Linked DNA regions of Homo sapiens: region 2 is linked to region 1. Evidence: chromatin loops called from intact Hi-C (ENCODE). Cell type or tissue: ascending aorta. All regions are shown on one strand. Each heading gives the region's core, and the rest is flanking DNA. Links, peaks and the distances in the headings are about the cores only. Region 1 holds the start of TBX2 (T-box transcription factor 2). Region 2 overlaps BCAS3 (BCAS3 microtubule associated cell migration factor).

Region 1 (12,909 bases), core at 976-8,975:
GGGCCAGGCTCGGAGTCCGGCCGGATCTTCTGGCTACCGGGGACCGCCCTCGTAGGGGAGTCCCGGGACGGAAACCCCATCCCAGACACTCGCCGACGTTTCCTTCCTGGCCTTTCAGGTTAGCGGGTGGCTCAGCAAAAGACCAGCCCAGCGACCTGAGGACCCCCCGCCGCCACCTCCCTGTCCCTCCTCCGGTCCGACCCTCACCTCGGGCCCGGTGCAGGCGCAGCGGACTGGGCGCTGCGCCCGGGGAGGTGGGTGGTTCCCGCGCGGGGGGAGGGTCGCACGACGAGGCGTCTGACTCCGCGCCATCGCGCTCGGGTTTGCAGTGCTCCTCGTACAAGCGTAGAGACGGCAGCGTCAGCTGCTTCCTGGGGATGAGCGGATGAACCAGGTCAGCGGGGAGCCCATCCCTCCATCCCTCCTGCTCGCTGCTCCCGCGGGCACCCGCCACAGGGCTGCTGTCCTCGGCCTCTCACCTTTTCTCCCGCCGGCCGTTCCCGGTGTCCCGGAAGCCCTTGGCAAACGGGTTGTTGTCGATCTTCAGCTGTGTGATCTGCGGGGACCAAGGGGGCGGCGCTAAGTCAGGCCGTGGCTCTTCCAGCGTGGTCGGTGGCACCCCGAGGTCAGCGGGTGCTGGCCGCAGAGGGAAGACCCGGGGAGCGTCCACTTGGTACCCACCCGCCTGGGATGGGACGCCCCGAGCTGAGGCCGGTGGGAGGGCCTCGCGGAAAGCGACGGGGTCTGTCCTCCAAAAGCTTCATTCGAGGAATTATCCCTAGACAGGCCTAGACAGCCCCACACAGGCCTAAAGCAGTGCCACAGTGTCGGAACCAGCCCAAGCATGCACACCCGCCCGCGGGCTTGCGCAAGTTAAACGACTCCGCACCCGAGCAGGCGCGAACAGAGACTGCAGTTCACACGCAAGGCTGCAGGTACACACAAAGCCAAATCACACTCACGGGCTCGCACACACGCAAGTGTGCACAGACATAACAAACGCCTACGGAACCAAACGAATTCACATGCCTCCACAGGTATCCAACACACCCCAAACGGGGCACGCACAGCCCAGCGTACACCTTGGTTCACAAAGCCACAACGACCGGCACGGACACTCGTACCCTCTCTTTCACTCGACAGTGGCGCACAAGGGCACAGGCCTAGAGGGGTGATGCTCTGCCCCACTAGAACAAGGGTGGAGAAGCCGCAAGCAGAAAAAGCCCTTTGATTGGAAGGTAATTCTCTAAGCGCCTCCCAAGGGGTCTGGGGCCTAGACTGACCCAGAGCAGTAGCCAGGAGTGCTTTGGGGGGCTGTGTCACCTGTCCCACCCTCTGGCTCCCCCCGAGAGAGTGAAAACTGGGCCCCGGGTTCTGAGCATCGGTAGAGCCTGGGCAGATTGCCTCGGGCGCCCTCTCTTCACTTACATTCTCATTCCTGAGCCAAGAAATAAACGAATAAAATGTAAAAATGTCAGCGCGGGCCCGGAGTCTCAGCTAATTGTTAAGTAAACATCTCCATCAGAACGACGGCCCAGCTGTTCGCTCGCCCCAGGGGAGCCTGTGTGTGCGCGCGGTGGGATTGAGAGGGCGCCTTGAGGACTTCCGTGAGTGCTGCGCGTATGGATGCGAGGCTCGGTGCTCGGGGGCGGGCCGCAAGAGCGCGGATCCCGTGCAGGGGGCTTCGAGGGGCGATGAACGGACGGTTGGGCCTGCACGTGTTGAGGGGCGTCAGTGCAGGGGCTTAGCCCACCGCCCGCCGCGCGCACCTTGTCATTCTGGTAGGCAGTGACGGCGATGAAGTCGGTCTCCGGGAACACGTAGGTGCGGAAGGTGCTGTAAGGCAGCTTCAGGATGTCGTTGGCTCGCACTATGTGGAAGCGCGGCTGGTACTTGTGCATGGAGTTTAGGATGGTCTGCGGGGAGGGTGGGGGTCAGCCGGCAGCCACCAGCCCCGGCCCGAGCTTTTCTATTCTTTGGGTACCTGACCTCTTCCTCTCCACTTTCTCTCTCTCTCTCTCTCTCTCTCTCTCTCTCTCTCTCTCTATCGGTTCTTCCTCTTCCCCATTTTCTCCTGTCTCTGCTCTTTTCTCACCCTTATTTCTTTTTCTTCTACTTTTCCTCTCGCTTTTCTCTTTTCACAGCTTCTTTTTCTCTTGCCATTAAAAAAAATTTCCCAGTTGGAAACAGAAATGAGACAGAGCAAAAACAAAACAAAACAAAAAACAAAACAAAAAAACCAACCAAAAAACAACCCCTCCCCACAAAAGAAACCCAAACAAAATAAAACAAAACAGAGCCCTACAATTCCACTCTTAACACTCTCTTCCTTTCTGGCACTGGTAAACCCCCTAACCCCACAAAGAGGAGATTCCAACCTTCGGGGGCTCACCAACTGCCCTACCTCAGAATGGGCAGTTCCTTTTACCCTATGAAACACCACCCCCGTTCGCTGGGGCCTTGCTCAGGCATAAATGGAGAGAACCCCCAAACCCTCTCCTCCTAGTTGGGCATCTGCCTGTGGGAGGAGGGAAAGGTCTTAGGGAGGCTGGGGGGGTGGGTGGGGAGGGTGGTTTAACTTTTAAATCCCCTAGTCTTGGGGGAGGGCCAGGGACGCGGGTCTTGGCAGAAGGGTGATGGACAAGTTGAGGTCATGGGCAGGTCTTCCAAGCTCGGCACCTACAGGCCAAGAGCAGGGTGACCTCCGTGGTCCAGCACTGCAGACCCAGTCCTGGCAGCACCTGCCTCCCTATTGACGGTACAAGGGACCCTCCACGGCCTGAGGAACTGAGATTGTGAGCTGCCAGCCACTGACCCCACCATTTCCCAGGCTTGCAAAGGAGAGCGCTGGGGCCCAGGCCCAGGCCCAGCCCACGTAGACCACAGGGCAGTGACCCGGGCAGGGGCACTCTGGGGGTTTGCCCAGCGCTTCCCCCTGGGAGATCCTGCCGCCCTGCTCTCCTGCTCAGCTGCAGTGCTGGGTCAACAAGCTCCTGCACCGTCCCCACCCTGCCCCAACACTCACGAAGCCGTGCTTGTCAGAGATGTTGTTGGTCAGCTTCAGCTTGTGGAAGGCCACAGGCTTAGCCATCCACTGCTCCCCCGTGGCTGGGCTGTCTGGGTGGATGTACATGCGTTTGGGCATCTCAGGGTCGGCCTTGCCCGCCACCATCCAGCGCGAGTTGTGGAACTTATAGCGGCAATCGTCAGCGGCTACAATGTCCATCAGCAGGATATACTTGGCCTTCTTGTCCAGGCCGCTGACTCGCACCTTGAAGGGGGGGAACATCCGCCTGGGAGGGAGGGAAGGGAGGAGATCCCATTGGAACCGGCTGTTCTAGGTTCCAGGACCCCACTCCTCCTTTATTTATCCCTCCTCGTTGCGCACACCGCTGCCGCCTGGCTGTTTCCCCTGTGGTCGGCTGCTCTGCCCTCTCATCACTGCCCGGACGACCCCACCTGTGGTTGTTGCTCCCAGGAGATCCCATTTCTGCCTGTCAGACCCTCTCCTAAACAGCCTCCTTTAGGCCTTGTGCTCAGATCTGGGGACCCTCTTTCTCCCTGATCTGAGATGAAAGCTGATGCCCAGGAGAGAAGTCTAGGCCCTCTAGAAATATTCTCGCTTCTCCTTAATCTCCCCGAAATTCGTTCAGGGGAAATACCCACTTGGGACGGAAGCTCCCAGAAATAAATCTGGAGGGTGTTTGTATTGGGAACTGGGCTACAGAGCCTGATAAGACATCCTGGCCGTGCAGTTCGGGGGAAGAGGGTGAACCCGAGGCCTGGATTCTCGGTGGCTGAGTCGAAGGGTGGAGGGGCCGGGGCTGTGGCTTTCTTCAGGCTTTAAGGCCTGGGGCGGCGGATGCGTCCAGGGCTCGGATGCCCGCGGTGGAGAAAGGGCTCCCAGCCCGGTGAGGCGGAGGGCTCGGCTGACCCGGGGCTCGCTGCCAGGAACCGAGCAACCAGCGTGGGGTTAGCTGGGCCCAGGTCCCACTAGGGGCTTCGGGGTCGGAGCAGAGTCTGAGAGAGGCTGAATTTCCCCCGAGCTCGGAGACGGACCCGGACGCAGAAGAGCGAGAGCGCGGGGCGGAGGAGACCGCCAGGGCCAAGCCGCGGGGCCTCCTCTGCGCTGGGACTCAGAACGGTTGGGGCTATTCTTTAGCAGTATGTTTTCGTTTTATTTCATTCGGAGGATTTTAGCGTTTTTGTTTTAAAAAAAAATCGCTCCGGTGCCAAACGAGAAAAGTCAACTTGGTTGTCCGTGGGAGCGAAGCGTGGCGTCAGGGCCAGAACCTGGAGCCGGGAGCCGGGAGCCGGGAGTCCCCAGCTCTGCTCTGATCCGTGCAGTCCCGTGCCCCAGCCCGCCCGCCCGCCCGCGCGCCTTCCAGCCGGCCGGCAGCCCTACCTCCCGGACTTGGTGATGACCATCTCCGTGCCTAGCTTGTGGAACTGGTCCCACAGCTCCTTGGCCTCCAGCGTCACCTTGGGGTCGTCCTCCACCTCGTCCTCGGGCTCCAGGCTCTTGAGGGAGCGCAGATGCGCGGCGGGCGGGTGCGGGCCCAGTGCCGAGACGTGCAGCCCCGCCTCGGCCGCTGCTGCCGCCGCCGCCGCCGCGGCCGCCGCCCCCGCCAGGCCCGGGTCGGGCAGCGGCTTGGCCAGCGCGCCGGGCGGCAGCGCGAGTGCCGGGAAGAAGGAGGGCTGCGCCGCCGCCAGAAAGGCGGACATGGGGAAGTCGGCGGGCCGTGGCGCGTGGAACGGGTGGTAAGCCATGGCGCTGGCCGCCAGCGCCGGCTCTCTCATCGGGACATCCGGCCCAGGCGCCCGGGGGCCGGGGCCGGGGCCGGGGGCGCGCGGCTCGGACCCCCGGCCCGGGCGGCGGCGCGCGCGGTGGACGGACGACCCGGGTGGCGGGCGCAGCAGCTGCTCCTCGGGGCTTCCCGTCCGGCGCACCGCAAGGGGCACCCGGCTCTGTGCGCGGGGGCGGCGGGGGCTCTGCGCGGGGCCGGGCTGGGCCGGGCTGAGCTGGCCCGCTCCGGCGCCGGGGACCACGCGCGACTGGTTAGATCTTGTCGTGATCTCTGGAAAACTGTGACTATCTCACATGTCCTGCCCAGCTCGGATCCCCTGCGCTAACGAGCCAGGCCCCCCTTGATTGCTGATTTTACGCTTTTTGGACCAATTGTGGGTCTCCGGGGGCGGGGTTTTGACAGCTCAGGCCAAGCTCCGGCCGGGAGGGGGGGCCTGGGAGAAGGTGTCGGAAGCCTCAGCAGTAAGAAAACATGTCAACAGAATAAAATATTAACCAATGACGGGCCGCCGGGCCCCGAGACCCCTCCTCCTGCCCCGGCCCCCACCGCCCGCCCGCGCCTGCGGCTGCCTGCGCCGGACTGGAGAGCGCGGAGGGCCGACCTGACCCGCCGAAAGGGCCTGAGGCGAGGGGAGCCCGGGTCCCGGGGCCTTGGGGAAGGACCCGCAGCCGCACGCCGGCCCCAAGTGCAAAGCATTGACACGACCCCGAGCGGAGAGGGGGCGCCCTCCTTCTCCCGCGCCCAGAGGCCCGGCCGCTCTGGCCCGAGCCCCAGCCTGGCCTCCGACCCAGCTCCGGGTCGTGGCGCCGCCTGGGGGTCCCTGCGCCCCGGAAAGAGACAGCAGGCACTGGAAAGCGAGGCCGGTGGGCGGGCGAGTCGGGAGGCTCGGGCGGCCGAGGTCCGGGAGCGGATCCCAGGTGGCGGGAGCTGGTGAGTGGAGCCATGGCCGAGCCCTGCTGGGGCCGGCGCGGGCGGGAGCGGGACGCGGCCTTGCGCTGGGGAAACGCGGGGACCCCCTACCCGCGCCCGCCTTCACCGGAAGACTCGGAAGGAACCTGGAGTTCTCCGCAGGCCCGGGCCCCGCCCTGAGCTTTCCAGCGGCCGGGAGGAGCGGATCCTCGGGGCCAGGAAGGTGAGCGCACCTTTCGCTGAGCACAGGGCGGCACCGCGCGGGCGGACCCCGGATTCTCCACCCGCGACCCAACGAATTTTCGCCCTATCCGGTACCGGAGACGAAAGTCTCCTTCTTCCGAAATACCGGCTTCCTCTCTTCGCCCTGCCAACCACTTTTTTAGTTTCTTCTCATCTCTCGGAAGCGCACGTCTCCTAAGTTAAGGAGTGCTGAGTAACGCGTGAGGGAGTTGGGGTGTCTGCGAGCACCTGTGATTGAAGCCCCCTCTTCTGTGATCAGTCTTCGTTTTCTGTCTTCCGGCAGCCTCAGTTTCCCCCCCATGAAGTGATGGTGTGTGTGTGTGTGTGTGTGTGTGTGTGTGTGTGTGTGTGTGTGTCGGGCCCCGTGTGGTGCCCTCTGTGCGCAGCGAGAGCTATAACTCAAGGTGTGCACGGGGAGAGTGAAGCGACCACGCACCTGCTTCCAATCGGGCTCGGGCGCGAACACTCAGGCTGATTCCTGAAGGTCGTTTTCTGAAGGAAAAGACAGAGCATGCACTAGCCACGGGTGACATTCCCACCCGTACAACCGCGTGGTGGGCGCGTACATCCAACATTGACCCATGCAGGCGCCCGCCCACTGCGCACACCGGTCGCAGGGCACTTCGTTGTTGAACGTTGGGAGCAGCGTTTGAAGGCCGGATCTCTCCTGGCAGTGCGGATTCGGGACCGGCGGAAGCAGTATGGCCTCTGCGACCGTTATCCCTACTTTTCGGGGCCGACCCCAGGGCCCTCACAACTCCTCATCACCGCATATGTGAGCGCCGCCCCCACAGGGTTTTCTCCACGACCTCGTTCTTGGCTAGGTCGCACCTCTCTTAGTACCTCCTCTCTGGCCAGAACGAATCTTTGACTCCGAGCTGCGCAGTCTACGCAGACGGGGCAGGATCCACTGCAGTTTTCCACAGGCAAATACCTGCTGGCTCCACCTTAGGCGAGATGTGGCCTCTCGGGGAGGGACCCGTTGTGGACACGTTTGCGCAGCCGGTGAGGTGACCAGATAATAACCAGGGCAGCTTTCCTTAGCCGGGAACCCAGGTACCGGCCTAGGAATCCGTGAATACATTCGCAAAGTCGCGCGCGCGCGCGCGCGCGTGTGTGTGTGTGTGTGTGTGTGTGTGTGTGTAGACACATACTTTTGTCCTTGTAAGAGTATGTGTACATCTAAATGTGTGCGTTTTAGACATTAGTCCATTTCATTAGTCCATCCATAGCTGGTCCAGGGGTCCGAGGCCTGAAGAGTTTGAAACACTCAGGCCTGGGTTATTTGACCGAGAAACCTGGCGGCGACAGTGCAGCGGCTGCATCTGGGGACGGCGACCCCACCTACAGTGGCACCGACCTTCCCTCTGGCTTTCCGGGGCTCTGTCCGGGCCAGGATCCCACCACTCGCCCCGCCCCGCGGTCCCGCGATCACCCTGAGGTCCTGCTGCAGCCGCTCTGAAGAGTCTGTAGCGACCCCCAGCCAAACTCTCCAGCTAGGAATGCCCGAGGCTCACCGAAAGCTGGCGCTGGGGAGGCCTGGGAGGCCCTGGAGCGGCGCCGTGAGGCCTCCGCTGGGCCCCTCCCCCACCTAGGCCGGCCCCCTCCCCCTTCCCAGGAACCCCCTCCCCTGGCGGAGCCCCGGGGGCCGAGTGTGCGTGTTCCTTTAAGAGGCCCCGGGGGGCGCCTCGCGGGCCGCCCGGGGCTGGAGGGGGAGGGCGCGGGCGGGGGCGGCTGGCGCCAGGCGGCCGAGGCTCCACAACAAAGCTCCGGCCCCTGTCACTTCGCATCGGCCAGGTCCCGCAGACAGGCGGGGGACGCGCGCTCGGCCGCCCCTCCCTCTCGCAGGCGGTCTCCGGCCAGGGCGTCGGGCGGGCTTGGGCTGGTGGCGCGCGGTCTGTGCGCCCCGCGCTTCCCGCAACAGTGAAATGGGGCGGGAGCGGGGACGGCCTGGGCCGGGTGGGGCCGCGGTCCTGAGCCTGGCGTGGCTGCCCTTCCGTCCTCCGGCCCCGTCACCTCTCGCAGGGTTAAGGGGCACTGCTGGGACCTTCCCCGGGTTGAGCCTCCAGGTGGCAGGGGGTCCCCGCCGCTTCCTCCTCTGTGTGCAGGGCCGGGGTTGCGTGACCCCGCGGGCAGTGGGCAGCAGGAAGCTCGGGCTGTGCGGCCGCGTGGCAGAGCGGACGACGGACTTGCGTCCGAGTGACGGGGCGCGGGCTGCAGACTGGCTTAAGCCCTCGGTGGCAGACGAATGTGCCCAGGCTAAGCTCAGGGGACGTGTGTGGCCCCGTGCTATGGGCCCGCTGTGAGGGTGCCGCCAGGCCGTCGATCACTGCCTGGACGTGAGGAGTGTGGTGGTGAAGGACACTCCCTGGACAGAGTCGCTTCCCATCACGGCTTCCCCGCCGGACCGCACCTCCCGGAGCCCTGGCGCCAGCCAGCCCGGTTTAGCGGCCGGACCGGGCTCCCCCGCGGTCCCAGGTCTGGTTGGGGTGGGGGCCGCGGCCTCGGTGACCCCAGCCCGCAGCGGCCCGGCCCGTCCCGTCCACTTAAACAAATTGCCGCTGACAGGCGCGCAGTCTCTCTGGAGCCGCCGCCCTCCCGTCGCCTCCCTCCCGTCCCAATTATCCCGCGCAGGGTGGGGCCAACTGGCTGGGATGGGGCGGGGGACGCGGGGAGAGCGGGCGGCTCGACTCCCTCCTGGTCGCGGGGTGGCCCGGGGAAGCGTCTCCGCAGCCACGGCCTGTGTGGCCCCGTCCCTGGTCTTCCCGGGGGATGCGAGGGCAAGGCCCAGCCTGGCAGCTGTGGGCCCTGGAAGGGCGTCGTTCTGCACCTAAGGGCGAGATCACGCGGCCGAGAACCAAGGCCGCATCCCGGATGGACTTCGGGTGACTTTCCCGGAGTTCTGGGGAATCCCCTAACCCGGGGAGCTGCAGACGACTCACTGGCCCCGGGCCGCGGTTCCGCGGGTGGCCGCTGTACGCTTGAGACACCTGGTCCGCAGAAGTCAGGTGCACGTCTGTGCACCGTCGTGCGTTGGATGTGCATGGAGGCGAGATCGTGGTTATGGATGTCTGGGATCACGGGAGCGTGAACGGGGCGATCGACTGAGTGACTTGAGAGACGGGGTAGAGCGCAGGAAGGACCCCTAGGACGGGCCCACCTGCGACGGGCGGCGGTGGGGGAGTGGGGGGCTTGCCGGCGCGTTCACAGGCTCTGGGTTCGCGTTCGGAAACGCTTTCGCAGGGAGCGGGTCGGGATTCCCCGGAGCAGCACGGTGACGGCGTGCCACAATCCGGGCTCCAGCTGTGCCGCCTCCGCCCTCCCCATCCCTGCTAAGGGGCACCTGGCCTGGCTGTCAACTTCCCCTCGAACCATGGGTTTGCCTTGTGGACCCGCAGCTTCCCCTCTGCCTGCTTCTGCTCTGTCGCGCCTTCGGAAGGGCATGCTGCTCTCTCCCCTCCACTCCCTCCTTTACACATGAGGACCCTGAATCCCAGAGGTGCAGTCATGTACCCAAGGCCACGTACCTGCTGGTGGCAGAGCTGGGATGGGACCCTGGGACCTTAAAGAGAGCAAGTCCAAACCCACTCCTAAGAAGCCGGTGCTGCTGAGCTGCCTACCCCTGCTCCTACAGCAAGGTGATCCTGAGATGCCAGGGCTGCCACCCTCCCCTGGGCTCTTGCTCTGAATTCGAGACATACAGGATGCACTGTCCCTTTGCCTCTAGAGCCTCCAGTTCTAGGTCTGCAGTGGGAGGGCTGCCTTCCAGCTACACAGGGGCAAGGGAGCAGCTGCAAATTCAGTCTCTCAGCCCAGGCAGGAAGCCTGATGGAGTCAGGATGGGGATCAGTGGGGTCAGCATTCTGGATGGGATAGGGGCACAGGACAGGGAGGTCAGTTCGGATTTGGGTCCCTCTAAGGGAACTGGCCAGGGTGTGAAGCAGCCAGGTGCAGACAGGGATAGGCTCACTAGGCGTGTGACTTTGTGACCTTGGGCAAGGCCCTGCCCTTCTCTGGGGCTCAGGCTTGCTTGTCATCTGCAAAAAAAATGAGGCTCGAACAGAACTCTCAGGTACTTTCTAGTTTCATGAGTCCCTGAATTGTGAAAATAAAAAATTACCACTGAGAAACCATATACACTTCCAGACTGGTGGCTGCCTAGCCTGGCCTCTGCTCCTTGACAGAGGGGCTGGCCCTGGTGTTTGAGCTTGTGTGCTTGAATTGGCCTCAGGCCCACCGTGCCTTTTCTCATCTCAGACAGTACTCTTGCTCCTTCAGTTGCCACGCTGGCTCCCACCGGCCTCTTTCCAGATCATGAAGGTATTTTTCCTTCATCAAATTGAGAGGAAGTCCGTAGTAAAGCTGCCCGTTGACCAGGTAGTGCCGAGAGAATCGGTAGGTCACATGGATTCCTAAAGGTCCCCTGATCAGCCACAGTTTGATTCATGTTCTGATGCCCTCCCAGATGATGCCACCATTAGGTCTGCTGGGGCTGGGGGTGAGTCCCAGATTGCCCTGGATGTTATCTGTAGAGGATAGGAAGCGGCTGCTCTGGGGCCAGTGGCCAGTAAGGTCCCCAACCCTGGGGCCCAGCTCTCCCTTCCAGCTGATTACAGGCTATGGCAGGCTCCATAACCTCCCCAATTAGCCGGAGGCCAGGCCCAAGGCCTTTCTGATAACCTGAGCTCCAGTGGCAGCCGCTGTGGGGCCAGCTTATCTGGTCTCTCTTATCCTCACCCTTCCCCCACATACTCAAAGAGTTGCCCTGACTTCAAGCAGATGAATAACCAGATTGTCCTGCAAGCTCAGCCGGCAAGTCCAGCCCTACACCCACCACTTTCCCTGCCTGGGGGAGGCCACAGCTGTTTTGCCCCTGCTGGAGGGGAAGGGCCGGGCCAGGGAGGACTCCTGACTCTGTAAGCTGCCAGCCAGTTCCCTGAATGGTTGAGAGAGCCCCTGGCAGCAAGGTCTCTGCCACATCCACGTGTCCTGGGGTGGTTTCAGAGGGGCTCATGCTTCCTAGGGCAGCTGAACCCATCCCCAGGAAGACAGGCCATGGGCAGCATGCACAGGTAGCCTGGTAGCACTCTCCTCCTTGTCCCTTTTTGATTGAAACATGGCTGTAGCTGGGGGTAGGGGCAGTGCCAGGCCCATCAATAATTCAGCAAGATGGGGAAAAGCTGCAGCTCCTCCAGCACCCCCTGCTGCTGGGGCCAGGCTAGTGTTCGCAAGCATGCCTCAGTCTGGCATGTGACTTCTCGCCCTGCAGGTGCCCTGGCAGGAGGGACTGGCTTATGCCACCCTGTGCAGGATCGTCTTCTCAGCTTACAGAGCCTAGTGTGATTCAACAACCCTCCATCTCTGCCCCCAACATGCCCAACTGATCTGGTGGAGGGAACTGAAGATGAAGGCCTCTCAGGCACCATGGATGGGATGGGTGTGTGTGAAGGGGGCAGGGTCCCCAGGAGCTGCCCCAGGTCTGGCTGGACAGTTGCACGGGAAGTCCTGTTTGTGAACTCAACGTTTCCACGGCTTTTCCATTAAACTTTACCCCAAATCACACCTGGCTCTGTGGGTTTCCTTCCATTCTCCAAGGCCTCCCTGGGGTCTCTGGGAAGTGTGGGCCAGGGAAGGGGGCAAAGGACTAGCATTCGTCTCCTTCCTGCTCAATGCACCATTTTTTCTCCCTGTTCCTGTCTCTGTTGCCACTTACTTTAGGTCCGGAAGTGGTGGTGGTGGGGCGGGGGGACAAAATCAGGAACGTGTCATCTGAGGGTTCCGGCCAGGTTTCATGAGATACCCACCTTCACCTGACCACCCTTCCATCTTCTGAGTTAAAAAGAGGCAATTACAACAAGGTGCCCCCCAGATGAGGCTTTGCCAGACTCTCCCCTTGACAGCAACCCACCAGCACATGGCAAGCCCTGATCCCCAGGGAGGAGGGTCCAACCCTGTGGCACCCCAAGAACTCATTGCCTCTGGTAACAGGCAAGATGCTTAGAGAATGGGCTTCTTAAATCAGGCCCCATCCAAATTCCAGGACAAAAGTTCTTCCCATTCCAATCCTCCACTGACTCCTTCTGCCCCCAAGTTGCACATGAAAGGGGGTGTTGGGATCCTGGGCACTCAGGCCATAGGACTCTGCTCAGCATTTGGAGAGGACCCTTACCCCAGCAACTCAGGGATGGACACCAACTGCAGCGTGATTTATTGGACAAGACGTGCACTTTTCAACAGGGCCTCAGTAACCACGGTTTCCTTCACTGATCAGTACAGGACCAGGGTAAAGGGGCTTAAAGATAAGAAAGACAAACTCTTCCCATGAACAGATGGGGAAAGAAAGGAGGAAGAAGAGGCATGTCCTCCCTTCCTCCTTCCCTAGTACTCTGGGCCTCCGTTCACCCCGTGCTGGAGTGGGGCTGACCAAGGGAAGCTGGGGGCAGTGTGTGTCACAGCCAGACATGAGCTGAGGCTGTGACTGTCCACTCAGGGTCAAAATGGCCAGGTGGACGATCAACTCTGTCCCCACTCAGGCCCCCAGATCTGGTCACTGTTCCAGGCTCCCCCCACCCGCCCCACCGTGGGTATGGTTAAAAAATACAAAAGCGGATCCAATGCAGGATGTCATATGCAAACATACACAGGGACCGAGCTTCTACAGTCTCTCCTGGCCACAGCCTCCACCGACAGGTGTGGCAGAGGGCAAGTGCGCTGAGGTGCTTGGAGAAGGGTCTCTTCTCCATCCAGGTAGGATGGGCGGCTGCTGTCACTAAGCTTGGGGAAGGTGGTTGATGAAGGAAGAGCAGAGACTGAAGGGTAGGACCAGAGCGGGGCTTCTCCCCTCCTCCAGCAGGGGAGGGGGCTGGCCAGTCAGAAGCAGGTTGCTGGTACCTACGGGAAGCCAGTCGGGAAGAGGCTGAGGGGCTGGCTCTCATTGGTGGGCAGCGGA
Region 2 (16,868 bases), core at 5,430-13,429, 200 kb after region 1:
GTAAGGAAGCACAACCCCTTGGTGGCCAACTGGATTATCATCTGAACACACCAGACAATGATTACTGATTACAGAGTGGGGAAAGGGAAGCAGAGGTGGTTCCAACCTTTTTTGGGAGAATTTTAACGTCATTCCATTTCTTCTGAATAACTGAGCATGCCTCCAAACATTACTATCTGCAACTGCCTTTTCTCCCCCGTGCCTCAGGCCTTTTCTCCTGTCCCCCACCCAGCGCTGGGACCCTAGCTTGGGGAAGACTATGGGACCCTAGCTTAGGGAAGCCTTTGGCTCATCATCTCTGTGGGTATGGATTAAGCTGACCTCAGATAGATTGGTGATAGACTCTTTTCAGACTCTATCTGAAAAGACTGCTGAATGAGGTTTATACATGCCTTTGTTTCCCCATGATAACCCCTAGGTATCTGCAAAAAAGAAAAATGTCCGTGAAAAGCGGCTTCTCTGGTTTTGTCTGTCTGCAGCACAACTGGCTATGAGATGGGATAGAGAGTGTGCTCGTAGTTGAAAAGGTCCCTTCCTTCTCTCCCCTCATTCATGTATGTTATTACTCAGTTAGGGAAACACTTTGTGATCCTATTTAATAGTTACCTCTAAAATTACCTCTGCCAAGCAGTTCACTATTACTGACAACACAAGGCCATTCTTAGCACCTGGTCACAGAGCAATTTCAGTGACAGTTCCTACATGAAAACTTAGTGAATCTCAGGCTTTTACTGATGTTATCTTACTCTTACCCACTAGGCATGAGCTGGGAAAGAAATTCAGAACCCTTACTTCTTACTGCTGGCTCTCTCTTTCAAGTCTTGTCTCCAATATTTACTCCTTTAGGAGTTCTGGATATCATCTCATAAACTATAAAGGTAAATTTCTAAAGGGTTCCAAAGGAAGCCTGCCTTCAGAGTTAACAAGCCACTGTATTAGAAAAATTGTGAATTTCCTTTGTATACAACAGGATCAAACCCACCAGGTTACTTCACCCCTCAGGAGATAAGTTACTCCTGTGCATGACAGGATGACATTAACATCCACCACAGTGATGATGTGAGCACATATCAGGTCAATAGGTGCCAATAATTCTGAGATATGGATAAATTTTAATCTTCTTCCAATTCTATATTTTTTGTGAAATCTGACACAGTCCCTCTACAACTGATGGAATCAACTCCCAAATGTGGTGAACTTCGTGTCTAATTAAAGCACTCTGCAGAACTTCCCTGCGTGGGCTGAAGACTGGACCACATTCAACTGGGTTTCTGTTCAGCCTCTTTAAGAAGCAGTGGCAGCAGCTCCCCTACAAAATGATCCAGGGAAGCCACCTAAAAGGGTGGGTGATCTTCATAAATGGACAGGAAACAGAAAAGACGAATATTGGGCGGATGACAGATCCCTTAACTGGCCTTCAAGATACAAGCTGTTCTATTAAACATAGGGCCATTATGCTGGCCGGCCATCCACTTTAAACCCCAGAGTGATTAAAATGCTGGCAGGAAATGAAAGCTCTCTATTGAAGGTCCTTCCCTGAGGTCCTAATTTCAAACCAAATTTTACAGCACCGCACAGGAACAAAGGAAGCCCAGTCTTCCAAGTCTTCTTTTTGTCACTTTGGACAAAGACACCCCCTCATATTCCTCAAAGAACAATGGTCTCTGTACAGCCACAGCCACGCCAAGAATGGGCACAAACCATACAGAAACACATTTTAAAAATACATTTTACACTGCCCTTGACATTTCGGATAAATAGAAACCACTGCACTGAAATTCCAAATATTTCATCCTTTCCCTCCTCCCCTTGCCTTTATAATGAGAATTTTCCTATTCTCCCAATCTACTTGATCTTTGACATTTTGGCCTCTGTGAATGGAGGACACAGTAGAGTAGTCAAATACATTAATTATTCAGATAATTGCATTTTATTAAAATAATCACTGTAACCAAGACAATCACGATTTTCAGCAACAGAAGAGGACAGCAAGTTTGCCTACAAATCTTTTTAAATTGAAACGGCTCTAGAGTCATTCCTACTCCACAGTCCACTGTAAGCAAGCCAGGGAAAAGACGTTATCAGAACAAGATTTTTTTTTTTTTTTCACTAGCTGTTGTTTCGGGGTGGCCTTTTTTTTTTCTTCTTCTTCAGCAAAAACAGCTTTTATGTTTTTACTGAACCATTTCAGATTCACTCTTCCACACAGTGGATGTTTACTTGGATTTGGCAGGCTGAGAACAGCTGGTTGTTTGCTAACAAATGGAACATGAGACCATATGTTTCAACATTTAAGCAATTTTGAACCAACCAGAGGTATAATTCTGAGTGTCTTTTGCTGAAACTGTACATTAAATACCCAAAGGATCTGAGCTACACAAGAGATACAGGCCCTCCTTTTTTTTTTTTTTTCCTTTTTAGCACTTTTCTCTTAGCAACAAAACCACTCTACACCACTTATATCATAGACTTGCACTGCAAGTTTGCAGAGAGCACCAGCGAGCTGACAAGGGCTCTACTGCAGGGGCAGCTGTATTTTAAACAGGAAAAGACAGCTAAGCAGACCTTTTCCTTCTAATTCTGTTTGGGAACAAAATGTGTCTGAGGCTCTCTCTAGGGAGCATCAACAACATGGATACCTGCTTTCTTCATAGAAGCGTGGACCTAGTAGCTTTAAAAGAGAGTCTCTGATATTAGCATTTGGGATGACCACGTGCTTTGTTTCTCCCTCTCTCTTTTCAGAACATCCTCAAATTAAGCTGAGCTAATGAGATTCGAGTTAAACTCAAGCTGTTATGGACAAGAAATGTCCACAACAGAAGAAAAACTCTCAGTTTTTTAACGACACTTACTAGCACATTTCATTTCTTCGGTGCTTCAAGATTAATCATTAATAATGTTAGAAAATGAAACTATGGATTTAAAGTCAGGCTGAGTCAGAGCTTAGCAAGGCTTTAACAGAACATCAAGAAGAAAATTCTCTGGTCCCTGGGAGGAGAAGAGTCCCGCTTTAGACAAAATGAAACACAGTGAAAAGTCAAATATATGAGTAGACAATACAATAACTAAAATACCAAGCCCAGGAAAGTGGAATAGGAAGTTACTAGTCTCTGGAAAGTTCATGAAACCTTCCCATCCTGAATTTAGATTTGAAATACTAAGTAGAAATCAATAAATTTTTTATAAGCCACTTTCTAAAATATTAAATAAGTTACTAAGATATAATAAAAAAGGGTATGTGATCAACATTATCTCCTAAGTTTTTTGTTATTTCCATATAAAAGACTAATAGTAATTTTCCCCTCTAATTCTATTTAAAAGCAAGAATCTGACTGAGAATTTTGCAAAGCCAATGTTTTTAGCCATGTTACTAATAAGATCTCAGCAAAAACAGAAAAATTATTCCTACCCACCACTTCTCACTAAGCAACACACAAATATATATGTACCTTATTTCTCTTAGTTTAAATCTCACAACTCTAAGAAAACTGAAAAATGGGCACTCTGTGAGCATATTTCTTTGAGCCATGTAAGAGGGCGGATTTTCTCCTCTGGATTCTAAAGCAACATAGAAATTTGGGTGGGAGGCTAAGAAGCAGATATATTCAAGTTTCTAAGATGCTAACCACTGCACAAGGAAATATGTATAAAGATGTTCACTGCAGTTTTGTTTGTAAATGCAAAAAAAGTTAGACAACATCCATAGGGAAGCCATCAACTAGATGATAATACCTTCACAGAATAGAATGCCATGGGAAACAGCTTGGTGATTAGGAGCACAGCTTCAGGAGCCAGGGCATCTTGGTTTGAATCTAGTCATGCATTCACTGTCTTTGTAACCTTGGACACATTTGGGATCTTTCTTGAACTTAGTTTCCTCATCTATCAAAGAATAATAACAGTATCTGCATCCTAAAGTTATAATGAAGATTAAATGAATTAATATATATCTTCATCTAGAAATATTAATACACAGACAGTAAGAAGAACAAGACAGATGTATAAGTATCATACTTATCGACAAGAAAACGATGTCAATCACTTGTACCCATAGGCTGGAGAACAGGTGATATAGTAATATAAGGACAGAGAAGAAAAATAGGAATTTCTGTTCTTTTATGTGTGTAGCCAATAAACGTTTGAAAAACATCTCTGCTATCCTTGGCACACTGCAAGAGTTCATGTGAAGAAAACTTCGAAAAGGTGCTAAGAAAGAACAAATACTAATATTGCATCTTCAAATAAAGAGGTGCTTGAAAAATATACTCTGTTGTAGCTTACGTGTCACTTCTTCCCCTGACATATCTGTTCTTTCCAAACAAAATTATTTTGAATCCATGTAGAAATCAAATTAAAAAAAAAAACACCAAAAACCAAAAAACAAACAACAAACCATACAAAACAACTTGATTGGATCAAAGTAAAAACTGGTACATTCATAGGGGATTCCCCCTTCACAATTTTTTTTTTTTTTTTTTTTTTTTTTTTGAGACAGAGTTTCGCTCTTGTTGCCCAGGCTGAAGTGCAATGGCGAGATCTTGGCTCACGTCAACCTCTGCCTCCCAGGTTCAAGCGATTCTCCTGCTTCAGCCTCCCGAGTAGCTGAGATTACAGGTGTGCACAACCATGCCCGGCTAATTTCTGTAAGTTTAGTAGAGACGGGGGTTTCACCACGTTGATCAGGCTGGTCTCGAACTCCTGACCTCGGGTGATCCATCCGCCTTGGCCTCCCAAAGTGCTGGGATTACAGGTGTGAGCCACTGTGCTTGGTCCCCCCTCACAATTTTCTAATCTAAAAATGCAGTTTAGTTAATATTATAGTCACTCATAGTACCCAAAGGAACTACCAACATTTATGGATATATTAATATGTACAAACGAAGTTAAGTATGACCTTACTGATTTTAAAATATAAAGAAAGTGACCCTCCGCACTAAACAAGCATCTAGACATCTCTGCTTCAGAATTTGGAGAACACTGCAGACACGATGAACGCAGAATGCCTGAGGTTGCCCTGTGCATAAGGCAATGGTTCCACTGTGTTTAATTAGGGTTTTGCCAGGATTATGACTCACCCCATACATCTCAATCTGTCCAGGATTCACTTATTCATTCATCCACTCAAGAAACATTTAGCAAGTGCCTATAACTAGAGTGCAAGAAACAGAGGGGCCTATACAAACTTTCACTGGCTACGACTTGTGTTCTCCATATAAATGAAAAAAACCTACAGACGTAAAAGAAAACCAGAAGTGAGGAGTGTGCTTATTACTCATCTCAGTTGACTCTTCAGTTGGGAAAAAAGTTCAAATTCTACTGGTCTGATGGGTACAGATCACTGAAAGAGCTTTGGGGACATAAATTATCTTCCTAACTAAGCAAAAGGGCTGTCTTTTTGGTTGTGTTTGCCTTATCTTTTGCTCCCGAAACAGTTTCACACCCTAAGAATACAATGACTATTCACCTATTCAGTCCTTGCCTGGCAAAACTAGGTACACTCTGCGGCTCCTACAAAGCTTCAGAAACTTTAAATTAGCCATTTTAAGACTAAATAGAGTGGGAAAAGCATGCTGGGCAAGAGTCTAAGGAACATAAAAGAAGCATATCCTCTGATGAGGAGCCCTTTCTCCTGCTCTGCTTCACTCCAGACCAACGGCAGGGTTAGGAGGCGCTACAGCATGTGGTAGCAATCACACAGACCAATTTGTTCTGAGTATGTCAAGGTCAATGACATTATGGCTGAGGAGACTGTCTTGAGTCCTGGAAGTCTGCAATAGTTCCTGAATGTCACACAGGATCACCTAAGGTGTTTGTTTGCCATTTCCTTGATATTAGCTCTCTCAACAGCTATCTTTCTTGTAGAATTAGAAGTATGCAGAAATGAAAATACCTCATTCTGGTGGTCTTCTGTTGGTCAACAAATAAATGGTACTGATGTTGACAATGTGGGAGGCCCACCAGGAAGTCCAGCTGTATATGCTGAAATGTAACCAGTTTTCCTTCCTAAAACATATTTTATCAGTAAACTATTCTCTGGCTGTATCCAATTTAGGATATATTCTGTCTGTTCTGGCTCTAGAAGACAGAAAAGGAGGAAAATAAATAATGCCTTTTTTTTTCTTTCAGTTTCAACCTTTTTTTCATAGGTAGAAATGAGAAAAATAATACTTCTTACTTAGTGTGGACCAAAAGTTAGCTTTTGATTGCAGATGGAATCGGCCTCCCTAAATTTTTATCCTGTCATTCTTTAATTTTTTTTGAGACAAGGTCTCACTCTGGCACAATCATGGCTCACTGCAGCCTCAACCTCTCTGGGCTCAGGTGATCCTTCCACTTCAGCCTCCTGAGTAGCTGGGACTACAGGTATGTGCCGCCACGCCAGGCTAATTTCTATATTTTTTGTTGAGAAGGTGTTTTGCCCTGTTGCCCAGGCTGGTCTCGAACTCCTGGCCTCAACTGATCTGCGTGCCTCAGCCTCCTAAAGTGCTTGGATTACAGACATGAGCCACCATGCCAGGCCAATTCTTTAATTTTTTGTCGAGTTTTTCTAAATGCTTATTAATAAGTTCCAAGGCAGTTTTTCATTCTCCGCCAAGGTAAAGACTGAGCAATTAATGGGAATGAGATTTAAAGAAAAACGAAAACAAAAAAACCCTGGTACTGTGTTTTCAGAGGCAATTATATTCTAGAAATATTTAATAAAGGGGCTATAAATTCTGTTTTTAAGAAAGTTACAATGATGAAGCAACAACACATTTTGTTATTTTTAACATGGGTATTTCAGCTTAAAAAATATTCCACTCAATGTTTCCCAAATTCAATTTTTCACATAATGCGCAGTCAAATATGAATGTGGGAAAAAAAGACAAATCCAAACATAGAATATTATTTTCAAAAAATAGTGAACTAAATGTAAAGGTCCCGTAAAATGTGATATCTAGAATCTTCTGAACTCGTTCACATGACCTTCATTCTATTTATAGAAATGCAGCAATTCCCATTTGAATACAGAGCAATACCTTGTAGGAGAATTTGGTTTAGCACAAATAAACTTGAGAAAAGTGTTGACTTAAAAATAAAACACTGAAAGAGGAGGGAGAGTTTCTCTCCCTCTGTGAAAATTTCCGGAAAAGTTGTAAACAAAGGCAGGTTTGGCTCAGAGACTGAGTGACTCTGGTGAGCTGAGGAGGATGAAGAGTGTATCAAACCTCCCAGAGCGAGGAAACATTTGTAAAACAGTTAGTAAATCACAGGCGGCTAGGGTCACCAGGCTGAACAACCCGAGGACAGGCTGCCAAAACCCCAGCTGTGAAAGAAGGGGGCCGGGCACTGCCTCCCAGCTTGAACCCCATTTTGAATGATCTCTTGGTTCCATTCTCTGCCCTTTGCCTCTGTCACTTCAGAGCTCTGATAGCAATGCAGTTAATTAGCTCTGGGGCAGGGGCAGTGCTGACTGTCCCAACTGAGTGCCAAGGAGAGGACACTCGTATACTGAAAACATTCTCTGCAGAGTGACACTGATTGAGCTTTTGGTCTCGGGGACAAGGCTGAAAGTTCCAGCTGGGAAGAAAGAATCACACTCAACCTGAAACAAAAAAATGGTTACAAAGATGAACGGAAGGCAAAATATGTAGCTCAAAGTTTCCACGAATTTAAAAATATCAAGTGTTTTTTGATCACTTTTCTCCCTAACTAGTCTGTAATACATCTGTTGTTCTTTTCCTGATTTTACAGAAATGGCAATGTGGAAACTGTTAAGTTCTTCATAAACTATCTTTTTGGTTCCCCTCTTATCCCCCAGAAATCAGGAAGACAAAATAAAAATTGTAATGAAGCCCAGGCGCGGTGGCTCACACCTGTGATACCAGCACTTTGGGAGGCCGAGGTGAGCAGATCACAAGGTCAGGAGTTTGAAACCAGCCTGACCAACATGGCGAAACCCTGTTTCTACTAATAATACAAAAATTAGCCAGGTGTGGTGTCGGGCACCTGTAATCCCAGCAACTCGGGAGGCTGAGGCAGGAGAATCATTTGAACCCAGGAAGTAGAGGCTGCAGTGAGCCAAGATCGTGCCATTGTACTCCAGCCTGAGTGACAAGAGTGAAACTGTCTCGAAAAAAAGAAGAATAAAAGAGAAGTCTTGAAATTGTGAGGGGAAAAAACTATTCCCTTTTAGATCTAGGAGCTACACATAAATAAATAAAATTTAATGTAACTTAAATAATTTTTTTGAAGAGAGAGCTAGTGCACAGTAAACTTCTTCAGCAACCACACAAAATTTAATATTAGCCCTAATTCACAGCAGAGGAAGACTACTTTCATCACTGCGCTGATACTACAACCTGTCTAGAAAAAATTCAGTACCTTGATTACCTACATTAAAATAGGGCAAATACATAAGGGGAATCTTTACTTAATTGACTTAATCTATGAGATATTTAGGCTATTTATTTCTACGATTGACTCATCATCTTTTTTCTTTTGAAAACTCAGACCATCTGAGAACAACAAGACATGCTTTTGAGTTGTTTTTCTGAGTCAGATATACTCTTAGCTCATCTCATATTCTTCTGACAATGGCAGGCTAATGGTGATGCCATTTAATTCTCAGCTTTTCTTTGTAAAATATTAACTTGGCCTATTCTGAGATCAAACAAGATTTTGGGCTCAAAGGCATCATATTCTAACCAATGGAGTAGTTAGCCCAGACAGCTCCTTTAGAAGAAACACAAGTAAAATAAGAAGAAAAGTAAACTCGACCATTAAAAATTAAATAAGTAATATTTTAAAAAAAAAAGAAAATGAGGAGGGGAAAAAGGAAAGTAAACTCTTTGTTGAGAGTGTTAAGGCTTCAAGGGAGTTAAGAAAAGCATGGGCATTGAAGCCAGATCTTGGGTTAAAATCCTCATCCCAACCTTATTCGCTGTGATAGATTGCGCAAATCGTTTCAGATCTCATCAGTTTCCTCATCCGCAAAATGGGGAGAAAAATCACCACCTTTTTGGGTGCCTGTAGTCCCAGCTACTCAGGAGGCTGAGGCAGGAGAACGGCGTGAACCCGGGAGGCAGAGCTTGTAGTGAGCTGAGATCACACCACTGCACTCCAACCTGGGAGACAGAGCGAGACTCCATCTCTTTAAAAAAAAAAAAAAAAAAATCACCACCTTTCTGAAAGTACCTGGAATAGTGTCTGGCACATAAAAATTACAAAAAAAAAAAAAAAAAAAAAAAGAGGCCGGGCACAGTGGCTCACACCTGTAATCCCAGCACTTTGGGAGGCTGAGGTGGGAGGATCACGAGGTCAGGAGTTTGAGACCAGCTTCATCAACATGGTGAAACCCGGTCTCTACTAAAAATAACAAAAACTAGCCGAGCGTGGTGTCACATTCCCGTAATCCCAGCTACTTAGTAGGCTGAGGCAGGAGAATCACTTGAACCCGGGAGGCGGAGGTTGCAGTGAGCCGAGATTGCGCCACTGCACTGCAGCCTGGGCGACAGAGCGAGACCCTGTCTCAAAAAAAAAAAAAAAAAGTTAGTTTCCTTTCCCTTACCTTTCTCCCTCACTGGAAAGTACAGAAAAGGCTTTTTTAAAAGCCCATGGATTTTTCAGATTGAACGTGGAACGTACTTCACGAAGGGGGTCATGGTACCCTCTCTCACCATTAACCACAACCTGAGCAAACTCGCTAGGGCTTCCAGTCTCTCACCTCCTCCAGCACCACATTTGTTATAGTCTAAGCCAGAAGGACTCTTTCAGCCTCAAAGAAGAGAGTGTATCCCCCAAAATAAATGAACATGACTCAAACTTTGGATATTTAGCTATTTAAACATGTTGCTCACAGCTCATGTTCCCAGCTTAAGGAATTCCTCTTGGATCCTTTTTCCAGTGGCAATGGATGGTTTCCACATTACATTCTTTGCCCGCTTATGCAGCTGGCAAGCCTGATAAAATCAAAACAAATTCACAACAAATACACACATAAACACACACACTTCAGTGCTCTTGTGAGTCAGGCAAGTGGGTGATTTCCATGAGATGGAAGTATGATTACTGTCTGCAGGCCTCCTCATTCGTTCTGACTTTGCCTCTAGCAGATACCTGCGAATGCCAGGTAGTCTGCATTTAAGGAGAAATATTCCTGTCATTGTTTGGTTTTAGGTTCGGGTTAAAATGTATTTATTTCAACATTATCTTAATGTTTTAAAAGAGACCTCCTAATTTTTATGGAATGAAAAGACAACTGTATGACCTATAATTCTTTTTTTTTTTATATATACTATTTGTCCTTTCTTGCTCTGTCTGGTAAATGGGTAAACAGTGCTTTCTGAGTATGAATTAAAAATAAACACCTGTCCTGACTCAGGGCTGCTAACTTGGCTTTAAAATCCTATGAGGGTTTTTATTATTTCTAATGGAGACTGTTTGGATGAGGCAGGAAAGAGGAAAGGTAGCCCATCAAAAAAGTACATTTTCCAATTCTATTTGGAATTTCAGTACAATACTTGATTATTAGGCTCAAACAGGTTAACTGTACCTGATCCTATGGGTGTGGCAAAGAAACAAAATCCAAATTTTGGCTGAAACAGAAGCAAGATAATAGTAAAAAGATACTAATATAATAAGAGAGCCAGCCAAACAGCTGAGGATACCTCACTACCACCCGCATTGATAATCAAAAGAAATACGCTCTAGTCCTAATGCCTCTTCAGTAGGAATGTTTCGGAGGCTGAACGATCAGGATCCAGGAGGCTAACATTCCACACCAGCTCGGTCATTGATTTACCATACGGCCTTCGGCAAGCCGAGGGCCCTTTCTGAAGCTCAGGTTCCTTTATTATGAAATAAGAATAATAATCTCTCCTTTACCAAGTTGCTATGGCTATAAAATAATAAATAATGCTTTGTCAATAGTAAGTGCCAAATTGATGTTAGTTGTCACTATTATCAAACAGTGTACTGCCCAGTAAGGCAAGAATAATAAGCTAACTAACTAATTGTATTAATATTAATCTCCTTCTCATTCGCTCAGACCACTCTGACTCCTTCTGATGTCTCAAGCAAGCTGCCTTTGGGACCTGAATAAAAACTTTATCACTAAGTCAACAGTAAGTTCTAAGTTGGTTTTGTTTTGTTTTTTATAAAGAGGATAAGAAATGAAGGGGGGCAACTTCAAACTGGCTTAGACAGGATGCTGTAGTTTTGCTAAATTTTTCCCAAGCATGTTTCTATTTAAAATCATCTTTTTGGATTATTCTGGAAGAAAGGGTAACTTATCTCATCCAAAATTGGTGTTTCCAATTTCCTTATATAACAAGGCTTGAATGTTGTGGAGGAAGTAGGCAAAAACTAAAGAACCAAGAAAGATCAAAAAGCAAGAGACCTATAACCCGTAAGGTTAAGAGGTTATGACCCTAGGGCCCTGCAGTAAGGTGGATGTCTAGAAAGACATTTTCAGGTAGTTTTAAGCAAACTAACTTTACCGGGCTTTTGGAAAAGGGATAGAGATAGGATCTATTGCTGAGGACAACATTCCTGGCATGAATACGCTTACAAAGATCATAGGGATCCTATCAAAATTAAGCTGTCACTGCTGTTTGAGAAGGGAACTATGGTATTAGTAATTCATTACCCTTTGTGTTCACTGTTCAAAGTTAACATTGTCCACCTTGCAAGTATTTCTTGAATAACTTGTTCATCACAGTTATTATCCCAGTTCTAACCTTTCACAAGGTGCAGTCAGGGCACAAATTAGAAGGGAAAAAAATATGTGATTAGATAATAAAAATGAATCACATACACCTAAACAATGGTGTCACATTCTAAATTTGGTTGTGATAGCTACTATTTGCCTTTAAACTAGGGGAGGTAATTTGTAGTCAGTATGATGTCGAGTTGTCTTTACTGTAACACCATGCACTAGGTGCCCACCTGTGTTTTTCTAATGTTTGACAGGGAAGCAGTTGTAGCTGTGGCAGTGTAGAGAGGAAAGAGTAAGGCTGGCTGGCAGCATATACATTCTACACAACAGAACAGATAAAAACATGCATTTTGTGGTTCTACATGGTATACAGTAGACAGCTAAAAAGAGGGAGAAGAAATAGAAGGAAGAAATTTCTTCCTGGCATATCCCAGTAAGACCACAAATGTATTAAGGATTGGAAAAGGTTAAAAAATATAAAACAAAGATACAAGAATTGCTTTAACTAAGCTCAGGAAGGACAGACTCTACTGGACACTTTTTTTCCAGGATAGAGAAATGTTGGTTTCATTTATATATTTCTAGTAATCAGAGTATGGTAAGATATATTAAAAGTTTTGGAGCTTGTAAACATATATTAAAGGCATTCATCATCAAGGAACAATCAGTGATTTCTAAGTATCATTATCTTAAAAGCTTTAGAAACATGTACCTTTCAAACTTCCAATTACGTTAAACCAATCCACATCAATCTAAGAAAACATTTGGACTCTAAGAGTCAGGAAATTAAACCGTTAGTTCTAAAATTCCGAGGACACCTCTAAGCCTCTGTCTCATTTTTACACTTAAGGTTTGAAGATAAATGCTAAGAAAGTGTTTGAGACTAACTGAACAGTGTATTCAAATCAAACAGATTAACTAAAAGTAAATGCACAGAAGCTAAAAATGGGTCAGAATCAAAGACCGCAGGAATAGCAATAACAATGTGTCAAAAACATGTTTGTCTACTTTCACCTTCTTGCAAAACTTAACTGATCTATTGTGTAAATTAAGGTAATGGCCCTTCCCCCCAAAAGTTTTAGTATAAAATTGTTGTAGCTATTATAGAAGAAAATACTTAAATTAATGAATTATTTGAAAATCAACATATCGGGCTGGGCACAGTGGCTCAGGCCTGTAATCCCAGCACTTTGGGAGTCCGAGGCGGGTGGATCACGAGGTCAGGAGATCGAGAACATCCTGGCTAACACGGTGAAACCCCATCTCTACTAAAAATGCAAAAAATTAGCTGGGTGTGGTGGCTGGCGCCTGTAGTCCCAGCTACTTGGGAGGCTGAGGCAGGAGAATGGCATGAACCTGGGAGGTGGAGCTTGCAGTAAGCTGAGATTGGGCCACTGCACTCCAGCCTGGGGGACAGAGTGAGACTCCGTCTCAAAAAAAAAAAAAGAAAAAAAAAAAACATATCTTGCACTTTATCTTAATCGCATATCAGCAAACATCCACTAAGTACTCATATGTGCCAGACTCAGTGGATATAAACATGAAGATGACCTACTTTTCTTGCCCCCAACAAGCTTAAAATCTAATATTCATTACTATATAGATAGATGGGATAGACTTTCAGAGCCAACACCTAACACACTCATCTTATTACTTATCTATGGAAATGACCAAAACCACATCTAGAAGTCATGAGAATTTCTAATAAAGTGTTGATGCTTGAGAAACATTTGTTTTGATACTATAGGGCCACAGAACAAAGTGGGAAATTTACTTTATACAATTACACAGTAAATCTGAGTGTTTGAGGGATCAGCAGATAGCTTTGATAATTCAGGTCTCCCGAGGGTCTTTATCCAGACTGGCTTGGCACTATTCTTTCTCAGTATAGGGTCCTCTGTGTGTATATAGTTGGAAGATGTATACCTGATTGAGGGGTCCACAGCATCCTCCCTGTGCACATTCTAACTTTCTGATCTTTACTACTCATTAGAGGAGGTATCTGAGATGATCACTACAGTTCCTTCTAGTTTTGACATTCCACGAGTAAGGCTAAATGTTTGTTTCAGGCAGATCATTACAAGAAGGAAAATGCATTACCTAACTTCTATGTCAAAGCAGAAGATTCTCTAAGACAATGCCTCAATGTTGGCAAAAGAGCCTAATTTATATATCTTTATGGATTCTGATATCATGAGCTCATCCTACACCTATAAATGTATTCATTATGTAAGCTTTTCCTTAAGCAAACGTAAGACTGGAGAGGAAGAAAGTGCTGCTTGCCATTCAATTTGGCTTCAGCAGAACTCTCCATTATTAGGAAGAAGCGGCCCTTTTCTAGATAATGAGAACAAATTTTTTCTTCATCACTGTGGTGTCTTTTATTTTACTATGTCACTCTTGGAAGAGTTTGAAAGTCATATACTCTTCACCTTTGCCTCTTGAAGCATCAACAGGTTACAAAAATAATACTTTGCCTCATGGTATGCAACCTTAAGGTGAACCCAGGAAAACGGTATTTGTTATTCTGTTGGATATATTAGATGTGCAATAACGATGTATTATGAAGTAAATCAAATTACAAAAATGAACCCTATCCCTTGGATAAAATTCTGGGAGTGAGCCAACACCACAATTATTATCTTCTCTAGCATTGAATGTTCTACATAAGTGTTTGGGAGATGTAAACAGGACATAAATCTGAGACCGGTTCTTCAATCTCTCTACAAATAACCATGACATTATATATAAACTATACTTTAGAGCATATATGCTTTCTGTTTCAGCAGTTAAAATGTGTATTAGACCCTATGATAAACAGAAAAAACGGAGCATGAATGCCGATAAATGCAAGCCTTCCGTCTCAGAAAGTCTTCACTTATTTGATTAAGTTAGGTGAAAAGCAGAGCAGTCATGCTTGTAGGCTTTCTTCCTTTTCCCTTTCCTCTCCTCTTTTCATTTCTAATTCGAATCGGAAGTCTATGTGGAGCAGTCTGGCTAGCCCCAGTCTAACCTCCCCATCTGGAAGGGGACTAACCAGCCTTGGGGCTACTTCCAACCCTTCCCAGCTGTTGGGTTGGGGTTTTTTGTTTTTGTGGGCTTGAGAAAGCATATTTATATAAATGATTGCCATATCCTTTGCCAGCTGTTGACCCTGTTCTTGTCCCGGCTGGGGCATGGTTTTCATTTTTAGCGGCCACAGACTGGAAATGACCCTGATAGAGTTAGCACGCTATGCAAACAGCTTTACGCGCTATTGCTGTGACAGTTCAGACAATGGATGCACAGTGTAATCCAAGGGACCGGTGTTTCCCTTTGGGCAAATGTCACAGAATCCAGAGCTGGAAGTATCAGTTGAAAAAATAAATTCTGAGATTCACTGTGTTACGGAATAACGTCTCTCTAGTAGTTCAGACTACACTGATTTCAGATAGGGTCAGAGCAAGAATTTAGAGCAGCAACAAATGAGGCTTGAATAAACCTCAGAAGTTGTCTAGATAGATCTGCAAAGGCGACTGTGGTCTCCAAAGTTAGATGAGAGGTAAAAACAAGCTATATTTTCAGTTTTAAAACTACCTACATATGCTTCTGACATCAATGTCCATAAATAAAAATTCTAGATCCTTATACTTTAACAGCACAAAAAGATAAAAATCAGTTTGGACTTTTCATCTTTACTACAGTCTACAAACAATCATTCCCAAAGATAGCCAGTCAGATCATTCTTTATGATCATTACCAACCAGAATAAACCTATGTTTAATCTGTGCATAACTGTAGTCACAATTAACTGGAAAGTTTATAAATAAGTCTCAGCTACTTGGGAGGCTGAGGTGAGAGGATAGCTTTCAGTCTAGGAGTCTGAGTCCAGCCTGAGAAAGAGAGAGAAATTCCATCTTTAAAAAACGAGGGGGGCCGGGTGCGGTGGCTCACACCTTTGTAATCCCAGCACTTTGGGAAGCCAAGGTGGGCGGATCACTTGAGCACAGGAGTTTGAGACCAGCCTGGGCAACATGGCAAAACCCTGTCTCTACAAAAAAAAAAAAAAGAAAGAAAAAGAAAAGTTTAGCAGGGCATGGTGGCTCATGCCTACAGTCCCAGCTACTTGGGAGGCTGAGGTAGGAGGATCACCTGAGCCCAGGAGGTTGAGGCTGCAGTGAGCCATGATTGCACCATTGCACACCAGCCTAGACAACAGAATGAGACCTTGTCTGGGAAAATAAAAGGAAATAGGGAGAGTACGGCTGGTGGAGAGATGCACAGTGTTTGGTGGAAAGAGTATAAATATCCCATTAAGGATGATTTATCCTGGACAACCAATATTTCATCTGCGGTTAAATGAGAAGAGAATGAACAGCCAATTTTTACAGCTTTCACATACTGTATCCAGTCCTTCTGGGCATAAGCACAATTGGTATATGTAAAGAATAAAGAAATGTAGTTAAAAATAAATTGTTAATGCTTAAAGTGACACATCTACCTGAACATTTGTAATAAGTGATCATTTACAGGACACTTCAGTCATTGCAACAGATCGACAGAGTCTTAACTGTGAAAGCTCCATGAGAGCTTGTCAGAAAGAAGGCAGTATTAGGCTCTCCTTCATTCTCTTCAAGCCTGCAGGCTGGCTGGCTATGGTGGATGGAGACTGCCATATGTAACTGTAATTAAAATGTGAACCACATCTTAGGGGTCAGAATAGAAGAACTGACAAATAGGGGAGCTGGAGATGGAAAGTGAAGATATTTCCTAATATAGGCATTTTCAGTCTTTGAAAAACAATCCAAAAGGAAATTTAGCCTATGAATCTAAGAGTCACATAGTTAGTATATCTTTTTTTTTTTTTTTTTTGAGACAGAGTCTTGCTCTTGTTGCCCAGGCAGGAGTGCAATGGCACAATCTCGGCTCACTGCAACCTCTGCCTCTCAGGTTTAAGTGATTCTCCTGCCTCAGCCTTCTGAGTAGCTGGGATTACAGTTGCCCACCACCACACCTGACTAATTTGTGTATGTTTTAGTAGAGACAGGGTTTCACCATATTGGCCAGGCTGGTCTCGAACTCCCGACCTCAGGTGATCCACCCGCCTTGGCCTCCCAAAGTGCTAGATTACAGGAGTGAGCCACTGCGCCCGGCTTAGTTAGTATATCTTTATGACTCCTCACAAGCTTGA

The links. A loop is a pair of places that touch in the nucleus more often than their neighbours do. Peaks named below come from ENCODE experiments on the same cell type or tissue, not always from the same donor. Only the 100,000 strongest peaks of a DNase experiment are listed, where the experiment ranks them.
Region 2: it touches region 1 in a loop (7-fold over the local background); 11 of 110 quality-filtered maps call a loop at or near these places.

The regions. Positions count from the first base shown.
Region 1 is chr17:61,392,068-61,404,976 of GRCh38, reverse strand. It overlaps TBX2 (T-box transcription factor 2), which reads right to left and starts at 5,134. Exons shown (of 7, transcript NM_005994.4): 1 at 4,406-5,134; 2 at 3,026-3,293; 3 at 1,770-1,916; 4 at 480-556; 5 at 208-371. The coding sequence starts at 4,800. It overlaps TBX2-AS1 (TBX2 antisense RNA 1), which reads left to right and starts at 5,371. Exons shown (of 2, transcript NR_125751.1): 1 at 5,371-5,738; 2 at 11,230-11,521. It overlaps BCAS3 (BCAS3 microtubule associated cell migration factor), which reads right to left. Exons shown (of 24, transcript NM_017679.5): 24 at 12,146-12,909. The coding sequence ends at 12,852. RefSeq lists a cis regulatory region at 5,050-5,061, promoters at 5,050-5,297, 4,917-6,177 and an enhancer at 7,298-7,849. In ascending aorta, for the core only: a CTCF peak has its summit at 5,494; DNase peaks (open chromatin) are centred at 4,546, 5,216, 7,986, 8,166 and 4 weaker places; H3K4me3 peaks cover 8,000 bases; H3K27ac peaks cover 8,000 bases; H3K27me3 peaks cover 743 bases.
Region 2 is chr17:61,194,422-61,211,289 of GRCh38, reverse strand. All of the region lies in intron 22 of BCAS3 (BCAS3 microtubule associated cell migration factor), which reads right to left. Among named protein-coding and RNA genes, the nearest start is that of BCAS3-AS1, 67 kb to the right of the region's middle. In ascending aorta, for the core only: no CTCF peak of the experiment used is centred there; DNase peaks (open chromatin) are centred at 7,341, 9,405, 9,949 and 10,774; H3K4me3 peaks cover 1,939 bases; H3K27ac peaks cover 6,836 bases.